2 separate regions of the Homo sapiens genome follow, and region 2 is linked to region 1. A link is a contact called in ENCODE Hi-C data. All regions are on one chromosome and are shown on one strand. The core of a region is the stretch at or near the end of the contact, and the rest is flanking DNA. Distances in the headings are between cores, read along the strand shown.

What was found. Hi-C counts contacts between places; a loop is a spot of excess contacts on that map. Pooled maps may share reads with other maps.
Region 2: a loop to region 1 is called in a map of Calu3, with 4 times the contacts of the local background. The contact joins the promoter of GPR39 here to the enhancer-like site in region 1. A Hi-C loop is called at or near these places in 1 of 168 maps with a recorded cell type or tissue (Calu3) and 1 of 50 pooled maps.

Annotation. Positions count from the first base shown.
Region 1 is chr2:132,373,220-132,376,714 of GRCh38, reverse strand. No RefSeq gene overlaps it. Among named protein-coding and RNA genes, the nearest start is that of FAM201B, 22 kb to the right of the region's middle. Within about 2 kb of position 1,899, at least 4 of the 41 ENCODE cell types and tissues checked have a DNase peak (open chromatin) inside an H3K27ac peak, as active enhancers do.
Region 2 is chr2:132,414,849-132,418,857 of GRCh38, reverse strand. GPR39 (G protein-coupled receptor 39) reads right to left here and starts at 2,053. Exons shown (of 2, transcript NM_001508.3): 1 at 960-2,053. The coding sequence starts at 1,815. LOC124905948 reads left to right here and starts at 1,814. Exons shown (of 4, transcript XM_047446885.1): 1 at 1,814-1,952; 2 at 2,322-3,438. The coding sequence starts at 1,814. The coding sequence ends at 3,043. RefSeq lists a silencer at 2,128-2,422 and an enhancer at 2,128-2,422.

The DNA of each region.
Region 1 (3,495 bases), core at 650-3,149:
TATATGTCTTAGTATATGTTATCAGTGATAGTAATAATGATTACTATGTTAAATTGTTGTATGACACAGAAATAACCAAATTTCTTTGTCAACTGTGTTTTTAACTATGGCTGTCCTAAGACTTTTGTCATCCACAATTATTGCTTCATTTTGATTCTTCTCAAAAAGCAGCTTATAATCAGCTACAGTCCAAAACTTACTTCTTAGTCTTAGAAATTTTCTTACACATATACAGAGTAAAGCTGATCTAGATTTCTGAATATCCACACCATTTCTGGATTAGGAAATTACCAAAGAATTTGCTATAGTCACTGTATCTCTACGGACAAAAGAAGAATGTGTAAACATTGGTAGTTTAATTATAGTAGGGTCATTGATAGTTCCTGGATGACTATTGTAATGGGTTGAATAGTGTCCCTCCAAAATTTGTGTCCATCCAAAACGTCAAGATGTGACCTTATTTGGAAATAGGATCATTTTAGGTGGGCCCTAAATCTGATAACTGACCCCTTATGAGAAGAAGAAGGACATGCAGAGATGCAGAGAGTGGAATGCCATGGGCAGCTGAGGGAGGAAATTGCAGTGATACAGCTACAAGCCGAGCCACGCCAAGCATTGCCAGCAACCACTGAAAGTGGTGTGAAAGGCACAGAATTCTCTATCAGAACCTGCAAAAAGGACCAGCTCAGCTAATGCTTTGATTCTGGACTTCTAGCCTCAAAAACCATGAGAGAATAAATGTCTTGGTTTTTTGTTTTTGATTTTGTTTTGAGATGGAGTCTCGCTCTGTTGCCCAGGCTGGATTGCAGTGGCACAATCTCAGCTCACTGCAACCTCTACCCCCCGGGTTCAAGTGATTCTCTCTCCTGCCTCAGCCTCCCAGGTAGCTGGGTTAACAGATGCCTGCCACCATGCTCAGCTAATTTTTGTATTTTTAGTGGAGACGGGGTTTCACCATGTTGGCCAGGCTGGTCTCGAAATCCTGACCTCAGGTGATCCACCCGCCTCGGCCTCCCAAAGTGCTGGGATTACAGACGTGAGCCACTGCACCCGGCCTGTTTTTGTTTTTTTAAAAAACAACTTACTTCTTTAGGAGATTCCATGAAAAAGACTCTTGAATATAGATTTCTGATAACTTTGGTGATTATGCCATTGGACTAAAAAAAGAAATGGCCAGGACTAAAATTACAGAGCTGTTTTTGTTCATGAAGATTGTTAACCCAATATGAAGCAAATACAAGAGTCAATTGCATGCACTGAACTATTAGAGAACTGAAATAATTTTTGTGGCTTTTTTCTTTCAAACATTGCTAATTCTTTTTGTTTTGTTTTTCAGAGTCAAGAAAAATTCTTTTTTTAAGCTATTTTAGCCTTGTAAACAAAACCTGATGCATATTTCTCTATCTCTACTTGAATTCTCCAGAATTCAGAAACTATTTCTGAATATTCTTAATCTGTGGCAATATAGCTATTTCCCTAATTTCAGTAAGAATCTGTTTTCTTTTATTATAACAAGACACAATTGGAGTCACATGGTGTTTCAACAAGCTGGATGCCAGCCAGGTACTCATGAGTACTTCCATTTACAGGGGTAATGTTTTCATTCCTCATGATCATCCCACAATGCCCCCTCTTCCGCAGGAAGCAGCCAAAAGAAATGACCAGCAGATTCCCCATGACTGAGGAATTGATACATAGAAAGTGAAGATTGAAACTGCCTCAATTGTCTCATGGAACTAATATTTACAGTTTTTTGAATAAACATAGAAGCTGATTCTCCTTGGTCTTAACACTTCAAACTTACATTTGTCTCATCTGAGTTCCTTCCTCAGGAGATGAACTGAAACTCATCAGATCACTGCATCTAGGCAGTGAGTCATCAGACCCTTAATCCATCATAACTGCTTCCTTACTCCTCCCTAATTCCTGTTTTCCCTCCTTCTCCACTATACAAACCTCCCAATTTTAGTCATCAGAGAGATGGATGTGAGACTCATTCCCACTCTTCTTGGCTGCAGCACCCGATTAAAGCCTTCTTTCCTGACGACACTCATTTCAGTGGCTGGTTTTCTGTGTGGTGAGCAACAGGACCTAGAACAAATCTCTGGTGTTTTGTAACAAGATTTCAGAACAGCATGCAATTTAAAACTTATGAAATGTTTATTTCTAAGACAGGAAATATTTTAGGCTGTGAAATTAAATAGTTCAAACTTAAAGCTGTTGGGACTTTAAATTATACTGAGTCTTGAATGTGCCTATAAAACCTGAGTCACATGACATCCAGCTGCAAATTCTTCCTTTTGTTTCTGTAAATAATTAAAAAGACCAAGCAGTGCTGGAAATAAGACACCCTCAGATTACTGCCCCTCCTCAAAGAGTAATAAAGTAATCTCTATTGGAATGTGGCAATCTGTAAACAATCAAATTGCTATGGCATGTATACCTGATCTTATATGGAAAATGTTGTAATCCTGCTAGAATTTCTCTGTCTTTGCCTATATAATTGAAACTTTAGCTTCCCCACTTATCAAATGCTGACCCTATTTGTCTGGAGTCAGTGCTTTTGTGGGTGGCCATTCCCAAGCTTTGTGCTCAAATAAACTCTATACTTAATCATCTTTTCTGAATCTCATTATTTAAGATTAACATTCTGACAACCTCTGACTATGGTAGTCTGCCTTTATCTGTGGTTTCTCTTTCTATGGTTTCAGTTACCCACAGTCAATCATAGTCAGAAAACAGTAAATGAAAAATTCCAGGAATGAACAATGCATACATTTTAAATTACATGCAGTTCTGAGTAGCGTGATGAACTCTTGTCACCAAAACACTAAGAGTGTGGTCTAGATCCTGTTGCTTGCCACACAGAATGCCAGTCACTGAGATGAATGTTGCCAGGGAAGAAGGCTTTAATCAGGTGCTGCAGCTGAGAAATTCTCTTGTGGACCTTCAGTGATCCCTGTCACTTCACCGACAGATGGGGCACTGGTACTATCAGAGGCATTCAAACTAGAGCAACTCTACCAGGAATAGGAGTGGGGTAAAACGAGGCTGAGACGTGCTAGGCTGCATTCCCAGGAGGTTAGGGATTCTTAGTCACAGGATGAAATAGGAGGTTGGCACAAAATACAGGTCACGAAGACCTTGCTGATAAAACAGGATGCAGTAAAGAAGCCAACCAAAACCTGTCAAAACCAAGATGGTGACTAAAGTGACCTCTGGTCAGCCTCACTGCTCATTATACAATAATCATAATACATTAGCATGCTAAAGAACTCCCACCAGTGCCACAGACAGTTTACAAATGCCATGGCCATGTCTGCAAGTTACCCTTTACGGTCTAAGAAGGGGAAGAACCCTCAGTTCCAGGAACTCCAGGTTCTTTGCCTGGAAAACTCATGAATAATCCACCCTTTGTTTAGCATATAATCAAGAAATAACCATAAAAATAGCCAACCAGCAGCCCTCAGGGCTGCTCTGTCTATGGAGTAGCCA
Region 2 (4,009 bases), core at 804-3,303, 42 kb before region 1:
CCTTTTTGATTCACACACGCACAATACATCCTTTTTATTGTTTCTGCTAAAAAAATATATTTTAAAACCCTTTGTTCACACACATTTCATGTGTCTCCATTAAAGCCTTGTCTCCCAGCCACTAGGTCCCTCTTCTGAAGGCTCTGGGGTCAACAGACCTGTGGGCTCTTTTTAAATAGACGAGGCCTCAACTTTAAATACTTGTATCACAACAAAAGTTTGGAAAACAAGCATAAGAATTGGGTCTGTGAGGTGATTATTCAAATCCTAGGAATCGGTGAAGCCAGATTTTCTGGATCAGATAAACAGGCCGTCCTGCCAGGTTGCTCTGGTCTGGTAAGGAACAGACCCACAGTGGCAGAAACCCAAGCCCTGGGGAGTGCTGAGAGCTCCCATGTCTTAAGATTGGGTCGAAGAGGCTCCAAGGAATAAAATAGCAGCCCGAGAGTGTGTGTCGCTCACAGCCTGCTTTCTCCAAAGGAGGAGAAAAATGGGAACAAAATCTAATTGCACAAGAAAGTCTTCCCCGGGTAAAAGAGCTAGATAAGACGGTTCCCTGTATCTCTGCAGAACTTGGTCTTTTGCAAAGGACTTTCACCTGTCCTGCATTACCTAATTTGTCCGTCATATTCTCTAGTATTATTGTCCCCATTTTACCAAAGATTTTTGTGACTTCCCAAAGGTCACAGCAGTGATGTTCTGGAATATACCCAAACCTTCTGGGTTCTGGTCTCGTGCTCTTTTCACCATAATCTACCATGAATCCCCGAAACACAGAGAAGAAACATTCAGAGACCCAGAGCAATGCCCTCATACTGCTACAAGACTCTTCCACCTTAGTAAACTTAAGTGTGCAATTCTAGGGCAAGACTTGCCCTGGAGAGGGCCACAGGCAGTGGCACGGGTCGTGGGGGAAGGTTGGGAAGCTGCTCACGTGTTGCCCCCGACTTAGGACTCACTCAGGAAGATGATGGTCTGCCTCCTGGCGGTCCTGCTCTCTTCGCTCTCGGACTTCCTCAGCTGCGGAGGCCGCGTGCCCCCGGCCAGCGAGCCCTTCTGGCTTTTCATGAGCACCTGCATCATGTTCCAGCACATGAAGGCTACGGAGAGCAGGACCACGAGGTAGACCACGAAGGCGCCGAAGATGCTGGACTGGAACACGGTCCAGCGGCTGGAGAGGTTGGTACAGATGGACATATTGGAGGTCTCGGGCTGCTCGTGGTGGCGGGTGCTGGAGCGGTTGCAAGTGAGACCCCGGTGGCTGGGCACGTTCACCAGGGGGTACTCAGTACCCATGGCAAACAGCAAGGGCAGTGCCACCAGGGCGGAGGTGACCCAGACGAAGCCAATCAGCAGCTTCACCTGGCAAGGTCCCGACACAGCCTTGTACCTGAAGGGGTGACAGATGGCGATGTAGCGCTCAAAGCTGAGTGTCAGCACGTGCAGCAGCGTAGCGTAGCTGCAGGCCTCGAAGAGGAAAGTGTGCAGCTTGCAGGACAGGGTGTAGCTGGACGTGGTCAGGGGATTCCAGATGATGCTGTAGAACTCCATGGGCATGCCGATGAGGAACACCAAGATGTCCGAGCAAGCCAAACTCACCATGTGGTCTGTCACCTCCTTCTGCAAGTATCCTTTCTTCTGCAGCACCTGGGTGACCCGAATGGTGGCGCTGTTCCCCAGAAGGCCCATCACGAAGATGATCAGGTACACCAGAATAAGGGTGATTTTGATCCAGGTGGCCACCTCAAACTCGGGGACATGACTGTGATCAATGATTTGGGAGCAGTCACTGCCCGGGAGGCTGGGTGAAGCCATGAGAAAGAGCACCAGGCTACCAGGTCCAAAGACTTTCTCAACTTCCCTTTCTCCTCCCAGCAGCGTCCAAAATTCTTGGCTGCAAACTCACCTGCGTGGGCGCACGATTTTATCTCACTCGAGTTCTCCTCGCGAAGGTAACTTAGTATTTCAGGTGCTTTCATGGAAACTTGCTGGAGCAGCCCAACCTAGGAGAGGCCCAGGAGGCGCCTGGGTGTTGAGGTTTGGGAGTGTATGTGGCTGGGGCGAGGCGGGGAGAGGGCGGAGGAAGAACGTTCTAAACTCCTGGCTGGCTGGGAGTGAGACCGCAGCACCTGGCGCTCCGCCTCTGCCCCTCTTCGCCGAGGGCGCACTCCGCCTCGCAGCACTCCTCTTCCTTTCCAGCTGCCGGCACTTGAGAGCCCCGGTCCACATTCCCAGAGCACCCTCTCCCGAGCTGCGGGAGGCGGGGTGGTCAGCGATTAATCATTAACCACAGCGGATTGTGCTCAGCGGCCCGGCTGCAGACCCAGCCCAGCGGCGGGGTTTGACTCAGCACATAGGCACGGTCCCTGAAATCAGATCGTGGCTCTCGAGCTACGAGCGACCCACCCCCGCCCCACCCTCCGTCACCCAGGCGGCAGCCGCAGAGGCAGCTGCGGCGCTCCAACCCGACAAGCGTCCCAAGGAGGTGCAGCCCCGGGGAAGCTGGCGACCCTCCCGAGCTGGGAGAAAGACAAACTTCCTCTCGCCCGCACTGCCCCCACGTCCACCGCTGCCCTGGGGGCCCCCTTCGAAGGCGAGGTCACGGCCCGTTTGGTGGTGGCTTGACCGGGGCGTCCCAGAGGAGCCAGCAAGCCCTCGCCTCCTCTGTGGGGTGTTTGCCAAGGACAGCTGGGCTCTGCGCTGCTTGCAGCCGCTGCTCCAGGAAGTCGGCCCCAAGCAGGCTTGCAGGATTCACTATAGAATCCCTGCCTTTCCCCAGAGCCTGCCGGTGTTCTGCGCAGGGCCCTGCCTCGCCTTCCCACGGAGGGACGCGAAGACCCCGGGGTCTCTTCTTTCAGTTTCGCTCCAAGGTGCAGCCGCTTTCCCGGCAGCGGGACGTCTTTTAATTGGGGACATGTATATGGATGAGGATGGCACTCCGCCAGCAAGCCCCAGGTGGGAAGCATGCCCTCCGGAGGGAGCTGTGCCTAGAACGTCGAAGACAGCAGGAGGAGCTGAAGGCTCTGACAAGGCCGTCATGTAAAAACAGCATTAAGGATCATGACCTTTTCCCTCGAATGGACCCATTTTCGTCTTTTAATTCCACAATCAGAGGGAATGAGCAATGAAGGGGGAGGAAGGCTGCCTTATGCGTTCTAGGATGTTTAGCACCTGCATACACACATCCATAGGGACAGCCAAATGTCTCCAGACATTGCTAAATGCCCCTTGCCAGGGAGTGGCAAAGTCAAAGTCAGAACCTCTGCCTCAAAGGAAGAACATGGATCCCCTTTATCTGTACATTCTAGGGGCCTAGCACAAGCCCTCTGTGCTGAAAACATCTCTGAATTATCCCAATCGCCACATCGATGCAATCATTTTAAAGATGAAGCAATTCTGCTGTCTGGAGGACCTATGCTTCCCCAAGGCCATAAAAGAGTGAGTGAGAGCAAGGTCTTACTCAGATGTGGAATATAAAATAAAGTTAAATACATAGAAACAAAGAGTAGAAAGGTGGTTACCAAGGCCTGGGAGGGAGAGGAAATGGGGACATGTAGGTCAAAGGACAAAATGAATAAGTCTACAGATTTATCATACAGCCACAGGACAACAGTTAATAATGTTGCAATGTAGATTGAAAATTTGCAGAGAGAGTCCATTTTAGGTGCAACACACACAAAAAGTCACTGTGGAAGATGACAGACACCTTACTTTGCTTGACTGTGGTAATCATTTCACTTTGTATATCAAAACATCATGCTGCACACCTTAAATATATATGATTTTTAAAAAATGGTTAGTGACAGACTTGGAAATTAATCCAGATCAGTCTGACCCCTGAGTTTGTACTCCTAATTCTGGGAATGCAGTAGGTGCTTAGGAAATTCATCCTGAATGGTGCACATAGAAACATGGGACTGTACTTTTTTGGGGGGGGGAGGGGACGGAGTTTTGCTCTTTTTGCCCAGGCTGGAGTGCAATGGCGCCATCTCGGCTCACTGGCAACCTC